Regions from separate parts of the Homo sapiens genome. Here region 2 is linked to region 1. A link is an interaction called in ENCODE POLR2A ChIA-PET data of the cell type or tissue named here. Cell type or tissue: PC-9. All regions are shown on one strand. Each heading gives the region's core, and the rest is flanking DNA. Links, peaks and the distances in the headings are about the cores only.

Region 1 (8,675 bases), core at 1-8,000:
AACAGGGATTTAATACCTTTTTTATGCTTATTTTTGTCAAACATGTACTCCTTTCATACGGGTGGCTTTTACAAGGCAACTTCCGTCATTTAATGTTTTCAACTGTAATTGTCTTAATGGAAATGTTAAAATTCATATCTGATTAACATTTTTAATAACTTAGAGGAGATTTTAACTTTATTTAAAAATAGGTAAAATTATTGTACCTAATTATGTCTAAAGTTTATTCAGGGGTAATTTCCCTGATGTCTGTATAAAATCAAGATCTTATTTTACTGATGCATAAGTCCTAGTGGGTCAAGACTAGGCATATGCTTTCAGATAAATAAGGAATTACTCCAATCAGTTTTCCCCAATCAAAGAAGCCATGTCATTTTACTTTTAGAAACATACAATTGGGCCCAATATGGGAATTTTCATAATAGTTCATACATTTGTCAGCCAACATTAAAAGGTAACCAACTCCTCAGGTATTTGTAGTTTACCCTAACGCTTCTTTAAAAGAAAGTAGGTAAAAAAAGAAAAGGGTAGATAATCTTTCGTATGCAAACTTTTCCCTTATATTTTGTCTTTCTTTCCTTTTTGACTTTAGTAGCATCCTCCACACATTTGTGTGCCTGATTTGAAAGGAAGCTGGGGCACCCAGCGAGTTTAGCCTTTAAGTTTCTGTGTATTGATTTGCAGATTAAGTAATGCTGGGAGGAATAAAGAAGGGACAGAAACATGGAACATAAAGCATTGAAAATTCCGGTGCTTGGGCTTCGGCTTCAGAGTAACGTCAGTGGCTTAGGGTTAAACGGCCATTTTATTCAAATGCTTGCTATACAATCTGAAAACACACTGGCAGGTGCTCCTCTCCTTGGCAATTCATTGAGTATCCAGAGTTCTACGATGTTTAACTGAAGAATTGGCTAATGTTTTGATCCTCCAGTGTGACTGTTGTTTTTGTTTGGGGGTGGGTTTGGGGTTTTTTGCTTTTTTATTCCTGAAGCTTACCAGATATGAATGGCTAATACTCCATTGTTCTGCTTGTTGTAATGGTGAATGCTTTAAGAAAAAAAAGTGTAATTTGCTAAGAATAATTCATGATCTGTTTATGCGATAACTCCTTTTTGTTACAATTTTTTTAAAAAAAGCTATTTTTGTTAATGTAAAGTAAATATTTCAGAGCAAATTTTTTAAACTTATTGCACTAAATACAGGCTCTGTACAAAAAAAAAAAAAAAAAAAAAGCCTCAGCATTTTATCATTCCATGGAAGGAGAATCTTTTGAAAGAAAGCATTGCCTCCTACCAGAACTAGACAGTGAATTAGATCGGTATTATGGAAATGCATACAAGTAATGTCACTAGGGCTTAATAAGCAGCCGTTTGCTAATGTGCTTCCTTTCAAAGGGTTGGACCTTTAAATTGCTGCAAAAGGTAAATTGTATTTTTTTTTAAGTATTGGTGTTCTTTACTCTAGCTAGGCTAAAATTTGCTAAATGCCTTGGTTTCTTTTAAAAGTTCATGTAATATTTCTGATTTTTCAGAATATTTGCAATAAGAGTCTGGATTTTAAAAAACACATGCATACACACAATTAAGAGCTCATGTCTTAGCAAGATCTGGGAAACCAACATTGCGAGAGTAGCTATTTTGAAAGAATAATTCTCCAGAAGTTAACATCTAATATCTAGTATCACCAAACAGTATCGCTGTTCTCTTTTATTCATTTGAAATGAATATAATTATATAACTAACAATTGTCCAAATAGATGAGAGAGCAAATCATGTGAGAAAATTCAGAATACCATCTGTTTCATAGCCGCACAGATTTTGGACTTTCACAAACATTGGGAACTAAATTTAGAATTGGCAAAAGTCTAGAAGATGGGTATCAAAACAGAAGACATTCCAGGAGCTAGCAATTTTAAGAGGTGTCCCTCCAAAGTGACCTGATGGAAGTCCTGAACTTGGAAATTAGGTTCTACTCACTTGGACATCCCTGCATCATGGACTGTTGCTGCTCCCTGTTCCATATGCTCGCAATCTCAGCTATTTGGAAGCTACCAGGAATGCTTTCTAATTATCATTTGCAACTAGAACTGTAATCAGAAAGAAATTTTGTATTTTTGTATAACTTGATTGTGTGCCATTTTATATAACAGGTCCTGTTTTACAAATAAATTTTGTTTTACTAACATTGTGTTTAGAAATTATAATCTATGTGTAACCATGTCATTTGAGTTGCAAATTAATTGCCAGGCTGTTTTCCTTAAGTAAATTCATGTGCCGTGTAGAAATATGCAGATATGCATTACACAGGCACACACAGAGAGATATTTAATATGTGGAATATCACTCTTTCATGAGCTTTATTCCTTGATTAATTTGATAAAGCCTCACAGAGGATTTTAAGCAATATTTAAATGTGTTGAGGTTATGTTTGGATATTCCTGCTGCCTCTTTTCATTCATTTCAAGTCATTCTTCAGCTAGCTATGGGCTGCCTTATTGCTATTCGCTCACTGCTTCCATCTTCTGCCCAAGTGAGAAGAATAGATGAAGAACAGAAATTTCTCTGTGAAATGTGGATACCCGAATAATTTCATAAATCATTGATTCTATGTGGTGGTTTTTGTCTTCTTCTGTGGTGAATCTTCAAAACTGTATTCAGGACTCATATTTCTAGAGTTTTAATTGGGGTCCTCTATTGTCAATTGTAGTAGTGACCAGAGTATCGTGGTTTTTGCCATCAGATAATTAAGGCTCTGGTGCATAATTTAGACTTTCTAAGCTCCTGCCTGAAGAATAAGGTCTTCCATAATATGGAAGAGAAAAGTTATATTTCAGTGTAAATCCAAGAGACCCATCTTCTATGAGAGGCTTACCAGTGCATTAGTAATAAAACATTAGCAATTTAGCTAGAGCACTGAGATTGTATAATCCTTGCATGGATGAGCAGAGCTCAAAGCCAGTTGTTCCTTTAAAGCATTTAATGCAATGGCTAATGTTTAGGATTAAAGTTTTTATTTTATCCTATAAGATAATTAAGTCCTAAGTCACTACAACTTAAGTAGCTTAACTGTATGTTGGTACCCAAACTTTTTCTATAATGGTTAAGGAGGAGGCACTTACTGAGTTTATTTTAAAGTTATGCTAGAAATGTTTTTCTTTTGTAGAGATGCTCTCTCTCTCTCTCTCTTTTTTTTTTTTTTTTTTTTTTTTTTTCCGTGAGGGCATTAGGCTGCTGATTGTAAGTTATTTCCAATACCACTGATCTTGGTATCTGCCAAGGGCTTCCTTGCCTTCCCTGGGCAGTTTTAGGATTTCACCCTAGTAGGGGGTATGAGGCACTGACCCCTTTATTCTGGACCCAAACTGCTTTAGAGCAGAGTTAATACCTCTCCCTCCCTCTTCAAAACAGCTACAGGAACTGCAGGCACCACATATGTGTGAGGCCACATCACTGCCCCTGAGGCTTCAACTATTTCCACCATGCACTATTACTAGCTACTAACAGCCATTTTAAGAGATCTCCTAGCCTGCAAGGTAGAATTCTGGGATCAGTTCCAAAACCAGAACTGCCAGTAATGGTGACTTGAATATTTTATTTGATTTTTGGTCAGTAACCTTGTCATTTAAATTGGACTTTCCAATAGCCTTAACATGGCCTCTGAGAAGTTTCCTCCAGAAAGGTCTTTAAGCTTTCGCTTTTCAATAAGTAAGTTCTTTACTGCTTTTCTACTGCTACTTTAAAAAAAAAACAACAACAACAAATAAAACTCTCAGAGTCTGGAGGCTTATCAGTGCACCTGCCACAGTTAATTTCTGTATTCTTTTCATACATTCCATCTGACACATACGAGTGCACTATAATGGCTTGCCTAGAACTGGTAAGAAGTGGTCTGTGAATGTATATTGAAAAAATGTGGGTTCATAAGTAAAAGCGTAACGCAGATATTTGTGTATTCTGTATTCACAGCGTAGGCTGCCTTTTGCTTTAAATGCATATTCATGTATCTTTGTGTGCTAAGAATGCATGTTAGCCCTTTTGAAAAGTAGGCACTATTCATACACAGTAGCTTCTTGGAATTAACTCATCTTTGTTAACTTAGTGGCACATAGTCCAAATTTTTAAAAAGCAAGACCCTTGAATATGCCAAGAGAAAATCTAAAGCTAGCAAACTTAAAAAACAAAACAAAAATTACACGTCGTGTACAGTTATGAATTTAGAATAGCACACTTTTTCCATTCAGATTTCATACATTTGAGCCAAATTCTTATACTCCATGTTTTAATTTTAAAAGGATAATTTTAATCCAAGATTTAAATCTTTGAAAATATCTTTCTTATAGAAAACTTTAATGCAGTTTTTAAACTTACTGATTTCTGTGGAAAACCTTTCTTTTCTATAGAAATACTGTAGTGCCCTTTCTTCCCATCTTGATTTTGTACATGTAAAGACAAATGATGATTCAGTTTCAATATTGCATGAACAATTGCCACTTTGTAAATTATATGGACAGAATGTGTTCTAAGGAAATTCGTTAGTAAATTTGTGAAAAACATGTGAGATTGTTCGAGACCTATTAGGCTATTCTTCAGTTTTGATGCTCAGTTTTACAACTTAAATGATTTTCTCCAGGACACGGAGCTCAGAATAATAAAGCTTTTATTAATGGTCTAGTGAAGATCTAGTTGAACATGGAAACATTGTAATTTACAAATGTCTCAGAAATTTCTCACTTTTATTTGCTAAGACCTGAATTTAATATTTGATATTCAAAAACAAGTTATTTTGAAGAGACAATGGGTCTCTTTGAGCTTAAGAAAGCTATGGACTATCTTTCCTTCAAATGCACATCACATGTCTGTGAACACTCAAAATGCTCATAGAATTTCAGGGCCCTCAGACGGCCAGCTTCCACCCCTGTACCCCCTCAGGGGCTAATGAACCCAAGTCAAAAGGCTGCTCTAAAGTTGTTCTGATAATGTGTTTTGAAATGAGGAAGTGATTAGGCCTCCACTAGAGATACTTTTGAGATGATGCTTACCACCTTCTGACCTGGAATCATTTTTATAACTTAAAGACTTTATGTAATTTAGTAGCAGGTTAGGGAATAGAAACCACACTAATCTGAAGGAATAACAAGATGATCAACACTGAATCTTCATGACAGTAAGATTTTCTTTCCTTGGAGGTATGAGGGTGTGTATGTGTGTGTGTGTGTGTGTGTGTTTGTGTGTGTGTGTGTGTGTCCTGGCGGTTATTTGGGGGCAAGGTACCAGATTATTTGCAGTGAGCCAAAAAAAAAAAAATATCCAAGAAGAAATAAATAGGGAATCCTTGTAATTAATCCATCTACCAAAACACTTGATTCTTTTTATTGTAGCTCAGCTATGACATTATGACATTATGTGGCTTAGTGTTATCAGTATACTACTGTCTTAAAATATATTTGTCAACATGTCCAGTTCCAACAACAGTTGAAGATGATGATAAATTAGCAAACTCAAGGGTAGTCCATAGTTGGCAAAAAATAAATTTGGTAGAAAGTTGGAGGAGCAGATGCTGAAGGTAGAAATGCAAAAGATGTTTTTTCTTCCTGCATAAATCACGGAGGTGTGTTCTGTTTTAGTGTTTTCCAGTCACCCACTAGAGCAGCTTCAGATTCCTCTGCCAATAGAACTCCACCCCCAGTCCCTTACCTACTCTATCTTCTTTAGGGAAGCATGTGGATTTCTTCACATCTGCACCTTACTATTAGGTAAGGGTGCTGCATCTACATGGAAGGCTCCCTGGGCCCTTGAAAAAGCAGGCAGAAACTCATCAAGGGGTTTGAAGTTCTTGTGAAATTTGATCCCAGTGGCTCATGACTTATAGTCAGGCATCAAACCATTTCCTACTTTTTCAGGCTGAAGAAAGTGGAAATATAACTGGCTGGTGAAGAAAGGAGAAAAGTCAGCCCCCTACCCCACCCCACACTCCTAGAAAAGTTTGGGGGTTTTTTTTGTTTGTTTTTGGTGTTTTTTTGAGACGGAGTCTCGCTCTATCGCCAGCTTAGAGTGCAGTGGCTCAATCTTAGCTCACTGCAACCTCCACCTCCCAGGTTCAAGTGATTCTCCTGCATCAGCCTCCTGAGTAGCTGGGACCACAGGCATGTGCCACCACACCCAGCTAATTTTTGTATTTTTAGTAGAGACGGGGTTTCACCACGTTGGCCAGGCCAATCTCGAACTCCTGACCTCAGGTGATCCACCCGCCTCAGCCTCCCAAAGTGCTGGGATTACAGGCATGAGCCACCGCGCCCGGCCTAGAAGAGTTTTAATGAACCTTCCACAGTAGTAAATGCAGAGACCACTGGTGGAAATTCCCATGTTGGATAGAAAAGGGCGTAAGTCCAGTCTAAGTATCTAAATGTGATATGCCCTTTTGTCACAGAAGTGTAAGACTTAAAGGGAATATTCTGACCTTCGTGTATGAATCTGATCCACCCATCCTGTCAGCTAGGATTATAATTTGAACTGTCGTTTCAGGAGCATGTGTTAAATCATATGAGTAAAAAAAAAGTAGACATTGAAAAGAAGACTTGGGAATAATTGGGCAGATAGAATGGGTTCCATGGATCATTCTAGTTGCCACTAGAAAATGTGAGCTCCTTCTTCATTTACCATGTTGATAATCCGGTGGTGACTTTTTTTTTTTTTTTGTAAATTGTATTAGATACCCCACAGGAATGTGACAATAATAGGATAGCTTTGGGGGCTGGTGATTTGAAACAGGGACTATTAAGTAGATTTTCCCCCATCCTCTAGGTTCCTGTAGTCTGTGCTCAGAACTTGGTTTTTGGCCCCTATTGTTTTTGCCTATTTTGATTTTCAGAGATGATCACATGGGGACAGTTAACTTTTCTTCTGCTGTGTTGCCTTAATGCTACTAGATTGTGTTGTGTTGTTGGAGTTTTCTGACTTCTTCCCTATAAAAAGATACTGAGAGCTCCATAATGAAAGAAGTTGTTATACTTTCTCAGAATATTCTGGACCACTGAATGCACTTCTAATAGAGCTTTAATCTAAAGAAGTTAGTTCAGTGGTTATTAACTGATTTTATTACAGGAGAAAAAAACTTTAACAAAAAGGCAGGGAGAAAAGTGTGAAGGGCATCAAGCAAAATGACAGGGGCTTCAAAAAACAACCAAAGACAAAACCCTATCTTCTGAAGACCAAAGGTCCAACTTTACTTACTGGCTGGCACAGCCTTTCTGAACTCCTTGAGTTTAGAATAGAGCTCCTAGAATAATAAGGCGGCCAAATTTAAAGATCAGTCAATACAGTAGGGACCTGCTATTGATCTCTCAGGCACTGAGTCTTCACATCCAGTGTCAAGCCCAGCCCAGCATATGGGGTGATATGAGCAGAAAACACACATCGGTGTGTCTTGATTTCTCGCAGCTGTGTAATGTGGCATGAGAAGTATGTTTTGGTGCCACATATTTCTCAATCTGATGCCTTTTTGTCTTTTTTTTTTTTTGCCATTTGCATCCTATTTCATAGTGCCAAAATGAATTTTTGTATCTTGTCTTGTCTTTGTCCATTATAAACTGGAGGATCACAGTTAAGCCTTCCATGAATTCATAGTTTGGAATCATTTACCTTACCATTATTTTGGATTTTTTTCTTATTACAGTGTCACTACACTGTATTCATGTGGGGGAACAAACATGTAGGTGCTTGAACATGCCCCACAGACACAGTTGTAGCCCTAGTATTTGTGACGGTCATTATTGACACAGTGCAGACTTTGCAGATGGAGCATTATGCTCTCAGAGGACTTTAAAAATATGTATATTAAGCAATTAACTTTCTGGAGTTGGAGTTATCAAATCTTGCTGGGAAATTAACTTCCAAGAGCTCTGAATTGGATGGAATTCCATCTGGCTTCAGAGAACAATCAGCCTATATGAAACGGAGCTTTGAAATGTTTTTCTTGTGCAGAAATACGAACTAGAAAGAAAAGTGCTGATCTAATGCTAAGTTTTCTCTGTGTACTGACTCAGTTGCCAGAATTATAATGAAAACTGTATTTTAGTCTAACAAATGTATAGAATTTTTTATGTAATAAATAAAATTTTATAGGAAAGAATGTTATTGTCTACTGTGTTGTAACACTTCCCCATGCCCAGGGTGGTGACTGATAAAATCATGGGCAACATCTTCGTTTCAAATTAGGTCAGTATGCTGCAAGGGTGCCCCAGAATTTCCCAGCTGTTCCTTTCTGTCTCTCGCAGCATGTTCTGGGGGCTTCGGAATAGCAACTATAAATGTACCTAAACCAATTTCTGAAGTACAAAGTTCATCCACTGCCAGGCCAGGCTTCATAGCTGGAGTCTGAGTTGCCGCGTGAATGCTAAGATTGCAACTGAACTCAATCATCAGGCAGAGTAGAAAAGCCTCCACTGGGCCGGGCGTGGTGGCTCACGCCTGTAATCCCAGCACTTTGGGAGGCCGAGGCGGACAGATCACAAGATGAGGAGATCGAGACCATCCTGGCTAACACGGTGAAACCCCGTCTCTACTAAAAAAAATACAAAAAAATAAGCCGGGCGTGGTGGCGGGCGCCTGTAGTCCCAGCTACTCGGGAGACTGAGGCAGGAGAATGGCCTGAACCCGGGAGGCGGAGCTTGCAGTGAG
Region 2 (8,675 bases), core at 1-8,000, 560 kb before region 1:
TTGTCACCACAGCAAACACGGACAGGAAGACAAACACCACGCTGGGATCACTGTAGGGCAGCAGGTTTCCTAACTGGGAAGGAAGAGACACATCAAATGTGCTGCCTCAACAATCCCAAGCACTCACTTGTATGATCTACAGAAAAAAGACAGGGTTTATTCCTACTCATGTTAGAGACAATGCAGAGGCGTAATGCTGTTCATCTTTCTGATGAGGCAACTGATCATTACCATCCTAAAGAAGATAAGTGACTTACCCAAAACTACGCAGAAAAATAATGGCAGAGTTATGAATACAACAGAGTCCAGGGCTTTCTACGCATTTCAGTGGGCGAGTTTGCTCTTTGTTTCTTCAATAGGTAATTTCAACTGGTTTCTCCTTATATAAGGACTATGACTGGTGGCACCACAGAAGAGCTGTGGGAGATAATATCCCACGTAACTTTTCTGTCTAAAAGCCAAGGAAAATGGCCAGGCAACTTGACTTTCCCTCTTGATCACCATGGATTCTGCATTCCCACAATCATCCAAACTCTTGTGGATATTTTGAGCCTATCTCCGGCTGATGGGTACATGTCTGCAGGACCCACCAGCATGCAGTTGTCTCAGAGCAGCTCTTATGCACCAACCATGGGACCACTACCTCTGCCACTGACCTTCCCCTTGCAGTTAGATAACAGAGCATGAGGGAGGGGTTGCTTTTAGCAAGAACTGTATCCTACTGTGGAACCTCAATAAAGTCCTTGACCTTCCTGAGCCTCATTTCCTTGTCTGTTAAAAGGGTTAGTGAGGATAGAAGAAGAAGCCCATGTGATGTGTTTAAACAGTCCTTGGCAATCAGTAGGAACTATTTGTAACAGATGGTAACTAGTATTAAATTAGTTAGTTCTTATCTCTTTGTACTCCTTTTGCTTCAAAAACATTTATTTTTACCTGATGTGTCTTTATATGAAATGCTTGCAGAGAAAGAAAATTCGGATATAAATATATTAATGTATGGTTCAGACACAAAACTGCACTGCCCAGAGTCCCCATTCAGGGAAGCCTTGTTGCCCAGCTGTCAGTAGACGGCCTCAGGCATCAGCAACTCTGGGTTTGTCACAGCAGCAGAGAGCCATGTAGGCCCTGGGGCACGACCTTCCCAGGGCAGCCCACATCCAGTGATTGATTGAGAGGGCTGAGGTAGGTGGTGTCAGGAGGGAGGCCTTGGGGGAGCACAAAGGGCTGGATGTTTCAGCTCGATGAAGAACAACTCCAACAAGCTGCATATTCTCTAGAGTGCCCCACGGGGTTGGCCCTATATCACAGTTCAACTCCTCCCTCTGCCCAATCCTGCATCTTCCATATCTCTTCCATAGGTATTGAGCCCTCATAAATACCCATACATCAAACTCTATTTCAGCCTCTGCTTCCAGACAGTCTAACCTGCAACAATATATATCCTTCTGATTATTGTTCTTAGAAACTTAGGAAGAATCGCCACCCAATATATCTAAGAAAATAAATAGCTTTCAGATGCTGCCATGAACCACTACCAATGAGACAGCATGGCACAGTTGAGCATGTGGTTATCTGGAAAGCATGAACCCTGCACTCTCATCCTACTTAGCTGCTACCCGGCTGGGTTGACCTTGGGCAAGTCACTGCCCCTCTCTGGGCCTCACTTTCCCCAACTATAAATGGATGAAATTGCAGGAAATGACAGGTATGACCCCTTCTCTACCAGAGGCTTGGATTTTTTTTCTTCTTCTCCTCCCTTAGCCCGTGTTGAGCTATTTCGGAGTTTCCTGGCAGGGAAGAGCGAGTGAGGCTGCCTTACCTTCAGGATGACCACTAGCAGGCCAGCGCTCACAAGAAGAGGAATGAGGCTACTAATGAACCAGCTAAACCAGAGGATGCTGTTGTCCAGGCCCATGATCCGCATGGTCTCTTTCAGCCGTGCCTCCTTCTCATACACGATGCCCTTGATGATCACAGCCACTGAGTAAATCCAGGCCAGCGTCATGAAGAGGGGCATTGACCGGCTCATCACCCGCAGAAAGCTGGAGGCCCCAAGGAAGGACAAGGGGAGAAAGAAAGACACACGTGAGCCAGGGTGATGGGCCAAGGCCTCTGAGCCTGCATGCTAGAGGGAGCACCACATCTGGGCCACAGAAGGACAGGCCCTCTAGACTCTGAAATGTACGTATGATCCAATGCTTCACGAGCAATGCAATGTAGAGAGAAAAACGAGGCTAACAAAGTGTTGCCAAACCAAATTTCTTTGGGGGCTTGCTTCAGTAACTAGGTAACTGTGAGCGATACTTAAACTAAAGGTAGATTATGTTAAAGTACTAAAAACCAAAACAAAAAAACAACTCATTCTCTCACAAAAGTTCAACATCTCCAAGGTCATCTCACTATTGACTTGCTTATCGTAACTCTAATCACACCACAGACATACATTTCAGGCAGCTCTTGTCAATGTTTCAGATTCCAAGCTAGAATAGAAAATGCAGATGTGCAAAGTAAAAAGGCACACAGATTTTGGACCCTGAACTTGAGGTTCACGTCAAAGCTTTACCATGTAGGCACATACTCACTACATGACAACAGGCACCAGCTCTTAATGCCTCTGAACTCCTGTGCCCTGTCTTAAGACATCCTTTCTAGAGTAAACCTTAGCTTAGGGGTCTTTGTAAAAGTCTTCCTTTGAAAAATTCCAGCTAATTGTTTAGAAGGTGAAAAACAGGATAATTTCTGGTGACCTTGAAAAGCTATAGATAGCCATACAAGGAAACACACTATTCAATGCAAAACAGAGAACCAATACAAGCAGAACCCAGCTCCTCCCGCATCCTGATCCCTACACACACACACACACACACACACACACACACACACACATCCCACCACCACCACCAACCACAGAGAATAAGAGAATTTCCAGAATCTGGAAGAAACATTACATATTTCAGATGTCTGCAATAACTACACCTCCGCCCATTGTCTTAGAAGAAATCATTACATCCAAAGGCATAGTTCCCACAATGAGAACTTGGCAGCTTAGTGACTCAGCACTGAAAGATTTTCTAAAAAGTCTAAGAGGAAGAAGCTTTGTTCAGTTTTATTTGGGTTGTTTTGAAATGTGGTTTACCACCTAGGGAGAAGAAGTGCACACATTTACATAAACTGTGCTTTTATAAGTTTAGACGCTGTTTCTGCATCTATGTGTGAGTATGTGCTTGCATGTGTTTGTCATGACACATTTTAAGCTTGCAGATTGAGCAAATTTTGACCAAAAGGGTAGAGTGTAAAAAATTAAAGTGGTGGGCTGGGTGCAGTGGCTCACACCTGTAATCCCAGCACTTTGGGAGGCCAAGGAGGGTGGATTGCCTGAGCTCAGGAGTTGAAGTCTAGCCTGGGTAACATGGTGAAACCTCGTCTCTACTAAAATACAAAAAGTCAGCCGGGCGTGGCAGCATGAGCCTGTAGTCCCAGCTACTGTGGAGGCTGAGGCAGGAGAATAGCTTGAACCCGGGAGGCAAAGGTTGCAGTGAGCCGAGATCGAGCCACTGCACTCCAGCCTGGGCGTCAGAGCGAGACTCCATCTCAAAAAAAAAAATAAAAATAAAAAGATAAAAGTGGCAACCATGGATGAGAAGGAAAGAGGTTTACTAGTGTGTGCACATATATCTATGTCTGTCATGTGGCTGCAACTGTTGACAACTTACATCTGGCATCTTATTTCCAGATCATTCACACATGCATGCACATGCACACACATATATACACCCCCATCTGGCACAGTATAAACTGGTTAAAAACAGTGGCTTGCAGGTAACTTACATGTCATCAACGTAACAGGGATAGGGCATCTGTTGCATATAGACACCAGTTTTCTTCTCGGTGCCCGTCAGCACCCTGATGATTGCCTGCTCCACCACATCCTGCAAGTAGGCGAAGCCCCCCCAGACGTACCGCATGTCCTCAAAGGGGTCAGCTCGAGGACCAGGGTCCCAGTACCTAAAACCAAACCACAGGTAATCAACCATTCCTTTAGAACCATACAATAAAAAAAAAAAAAAAAAAAAATTGCCCAAAACCCTACTACCCTTACCAAGCCCCTTTTTCTATTTTTGTATCTTTTTTTTTTTTTGAGATGGAGTTTCACTCTTATTGCCCAGGCGGGAGTGCAATGATGCGATCTTAGCTCACTGCAACCTCTGCCTCCTGGGTTCAAGCAATTCTCCTGCCTCAGCCTCCCGAGTAGCTGGGATTACAGGTGCCTGCCACCAAAATTCCTGGAATTAATTCCCTTGAGTAGAAATGCTAAATCAAAAGATACTGTTATTTTATGACCTATGAAAAACCTTCCAGCAAGTCATGTACCAATTTCACCAAAATCATGACACCAAGTTGAGTTTTTTTGTTGTTGTTGAAATTTCTACCAAATTTTTAGTTAAAATAAAGTACCTCTTGTCCTAATATAATAGGTGCTCTGGACCTCCCCAAGACCAGGCTGGTGTGATGGGATTCCACTTACCCATCCTTGATTTTATTTGTCCTCTCCACATTGTCAATGTCCATTCGGATCTTGTACTTGACATGATGGGGCAGCTCAATGCTGCCTGGAGTAATTCCAGTGAACACAATACCAGCCCAGAACTTCCTCTCATCCAGCAGCTCCATGGACTTGTTGATGAGCCAGACTTCTGTTGCTATGGGTTCTAGCTTGTTCAGGTTGACACACTGATAGAAGAACAGCCTTCATGAGAACGTTGGCAGCCAGGACAACAAGCAGTGGCTGAGACAAATCCTACACTAGGAGGCAAGGGCTGACTACACGATTGCTCATCCTCTCTCTCTAATCCTCTCTAACGTAGTTTTCCAACCTTCAACCAAGAATGAAGGATTTTGGTTTTTCACTGCAATTTAAGAGAAATTCTAAGAGTAATTTAGGGATATGTTATTTATTGATTTTGTGGAGGAAAAGAGGTTAAAACAATGATCTTATCTTACTTTTCTGTTTTCTTAGCAATTCTGAGTCATAGCAACTAACCAACCAACCAGACCAAAACACCTCTTACCCATCCCTACTAATATAATTTTTAATATAAAATTTCAAAAATTTAATTGGACCCGAATTCGATTTTAGATAAGTTTCACAAATAATGCCTTTTTAAGGGAATGCTTTGCTACCATTAGTCACTGAGATAGGAAAACCTAGAAGAAAATGGGTAGAAATATTCTCTTGAGCCTATATAGAATAAGCTAGAGTTAATTTACTAAAGCTAGAGTTTATTTACTCATTCAACCACTCAACTAACATTTATTAAGTGCCTTTTGTTATCAAATCCTGTGTTAGGCTTGAGGGATAGTTTTGTAAATGAGACTATACATTATTTCTAAACTTGCCTCCTGCCTGAACCTTATTGTAACGTCTCAGAGAAAGAAGCCGTTAAGTCTTTTCTAAATGATCCCAGCAACAGATTCACCTCCATGAAGCGAGATATGGTCCGGATTGCCTGGTTAGTCTCGTTGAAAGCTTCTCTCCAGGTGTACACAGAACCATTACTGGACTGGACATCCTCTGGGTGCTTGGCCAAAAACGCCACGATGTCTTGGGCTGTCCAATCTAAGCCATCCAACTGCTGTTCCCAAAAGTGGTCATTGTCCCTGCTGTCCAACAGCATCTGCCATTCCAGTGAGAAAGTACAAGTAGTAAACACCAACTAAATCTTGAGGAGCACTACAAAATTTACAAAATACTTGCATATACACTGTCGTTGTTTTATCCTCACAGAAAACTGAGGTAAATGACAGTGTCCCTATTTTATATGTGAGAAGACTGAGGCTGAAGAAAAAAAAACATGATTTTAACCAGGGCTTGGTCATAGTATTACTAGATGTGGAGCTGAGACTCAAAGTCAGACCAGTCTGAATTCAGAGTCCATGTGCTTTCCACTATACGAAACATCTCACTTAATGGTATTAACTACAGTAACAACAACAATACTTCCTTTATATAGTTACTATGTTGAATAGTGTATATGCTTCACCTTACACAACTCCATAAAGAGGGCACTTTTATTTTTTTGCCTTTTGTTGTTGTTGTCGTTTGGATTCAGTGTCTCGCTCTGCCGCCCGGGCTGGAGTGCAGTGATGGAATCACAGCTCACCGCAGCCTTGACCTCCCAAGCCCAAGTGATCCTCCCATCTCAGCCTACCAAGTAGCTAAGACTACAGGTGCACACCACCACACCTGGCTAATTTTTAATTTTTTCATAGAGACAGAGTCTTGCCATGTTGCCTGGGCTGGTCTTGAACACCTGGGCTCAAGTGATCCTCCCACCTCAACCTCCCCAAGTGCTGGGATTACAGGCACAAGCCACCAGCCCAGTGAGTATCCTTTAATATTTCCCATTTTATACATGAGAAAATGGAAGTTCAGAGAGGTTAAGTCTCTAAGATTGGGTCACACAGCTATTAAGTAGCAAAGCCAGAATGAAAGCATAGGCCCTCTGTTTCTAGTGCACCTCCCCCTCCCCACTGTGTTCTATCACCTTCCTCTTTTGAGACCCAGTCTGTTGATCCCACATAAAACCTAATTCCTTCTTACTGCTTAGTTTAGAAAAATAATGCTGCTGGTTAAACCAACTAAAGTACAATCTTTTCCAATTGCAGGATGTACAGGTCATGATGCAAAGGAGGCCTATTTCCATTTCTTGTTCCCTTGCCAGTTGGTTCCTCACATGGGTCAACACGAAAGAGAAGGACAGATCAATCCGCTGCTCAATCAGCAGATCCAGAGGGGCCGAGGCAGAGGCCTGCACAGATGTGCTGCCGGAAAAACAGCAGCTGCAAACTCAGCAAAAAGGAGAGGCATTTGCAACTCCTGTCACAGCTTCGACAGAGAAGATGAAGCTCTGGTTCTACCGAATTGGAGTCTCCAAGGGTCTGAAAACTGCTGCTTTATAAAAAAATCAGTCTTAGTTTCACTAACATTATAAGCTTTTCCCCCCTTGCGCCTTTGTATTTATTATTTCAATGGCAGCATAATGATTGTATAGAGTATATGTAATTTCATTAATTATTCCTATAGTGCTGAACATTTAGTCTATTTCCAATTTCTCACAATAACAATATAGCAATAACATTTTCTCTCATATGGTGACTTCTTTAAAATTATTTCAGTAGGCTACATCCCTGGGGGTGGGTGGAATGGAGGTACGCAGGATAGCATATTTTAAAATGGTTCTTTAAATTTTCATTCCAAATTGCTTTCCAATAGAGAATAGCAATTTATACCATCACCAGGAAGGTATGTATGTATTTTTGTTAACATAACAGACACAAAATTGTACCTCACAAGTTCACAGAGGCTAGGGTTAGCAATTCTGAAGCCACTTTATTTGGAACAAACAAAAGCAGAGTGAAGAGACGCAGCCTTTAGGGTGAAGTCGGCCCTGCCCAGTATGGTTTCTGAACAACATGGCCAAAAAGAATAGCAAGACTAGAAAGATGCGCCCACTGAGATCACTGAGCACGTGGCCTCTCTGGGGTGCTCGTGAGGGGCAGGAGACCTAAGACTGCCCGCAGGGGTGGAGGCAGAGAGAAAACAGGTCCCGAGGATGGGTGGCTAAAAGCAGCTCAGAAAAGAGAGCAAATCAGTGTCAGAGGGTTCCAAGACTTGCCCGAGAGAGGTGCCCTGGGACCTGTGGGGTGAGGCAACATGGGTAGACAGTGCCAGAGAAAGCAGAAAGATCAGAGCTACCCCAGCAGAAGCAGAAGCCTCAGCCATCACCTCGTGTAGGAGATGCCAGGCTACAGGGGGTGACAAGCTCATGTTTGTGGAATTAAATAAACACTCTTTAAGAGAGGGAAGAAAGGCCGGGCGCGGTGGCTCATGCCTGTAATCCCAACACTTTGGGAGGCTGAGGCAGGTGGATCACTTGAGGTCAGGAGTTCATTCCAGCCCGACCAACATGGTGAAATCCCATCTCCACTGAAAATACAAAAATTAGCCGGGCACAGTGATATGTGCCTGTAATCCCAGCTACTCTGGAGGCTGAGACAGGAGAATTGCTTGAACCCAGGAGGCGGAGGCTGTGGTGAGCCAAGATCATGCCACTGCATTTCAGCCTGGGTGACAGAGCAAGACTCTGTCCAAAAAAAAAAAAAAAGAGAAAGAGAGGGAAGAAGCAAAGAAAACAGTTGGAAGAGGTTCCCTTTTCTTCCACCCACAGGCTGATGACTCCCTCATCATCTGTCTCCAGCCCAACCACCCTCCTCCACTGCAGACCTCAGTAGCCACTGGCCTACTGGACATCGCTACCACCCACCCAGCTAGAAATCGAGACTCACTTTGATGCCTCCCTCTCTTTCACTGCTCTGCCACTAAGCAGTCACCAGGCCTCATTTCTTGCTTTATGCCTTGGCCACTTGGAGAGCCTCCTCCCTGGTCTCTGCCTTCATTCTTGCCTCATCCTTCTTCAATTCATCCACCCCATCAGAGTAACGTATCTACATCTCCCCTTGCCTGGTCCCCTAGAGCTTAAAGTAAAGGTCCTCAGCTTGACACACAAGTCCCTCCAAGGCATGCCCATGCCTTTCTCTCCAGCCCCAGATCCCTCATTTCCAAGCATACACACTGGATTTTCCCAGCTAGATTCCTAATGAATGCCATTGCCATG

Evidence for each region. Peaks named below come from ENCODE experiments on the same cell type or tissue, not always from the same donor. Only the 100,000 strongest peaks of a DNase experiment are listed, where the experiment ranks them.
Region 2: POLR2A ChIA-PET joins it to region 1 with 15 read pairs; 2 of 35 experiments call an interaction of 5 or more read pairs at or near these places.

Annotation. Positions count from the first base shown.
Region 1 is chr9:105,389,220-105,397,894 of GRCh38, forward strand. SLC44A1 (solute carrier family 44 member 1) reads left to right here. Exons shown (of 16, transcript NM_080546.5): 16 at 1-8,127. Among named protein-coding and RNA genes, the nearest start is that of FSD1L, 54 kb to the right of the region's middle. In PC-9, for the core only: no CTCF peak of the experiment used is centred there; no DNase peak of the experiment used is centred there.
Region 2 is chr9:104,827,097-104,835,771 of GRCh38, forward strand. It overlaps ABCA1 (ATP binding cassette subfamily A member 1), which reads right to left. Exons shown (of 50, transcript NM_005502.4): 12 at 5,478-5,675; 13 at 4,526-4,731; 14 at 3,829-4,005; 15 at 1,820-2,042; 16 at 1-73. Among named protein-coding and RNA genes, the nearest start is that of NIPSNAP3B, 67 kb to the left of the region's middle. In PC-9, for the core only: no CTCF peak of the experiment used is centred there; a DNase peak (open chromatin) is centred at 3,045; H3K27ac peaks cover 1,409 bases.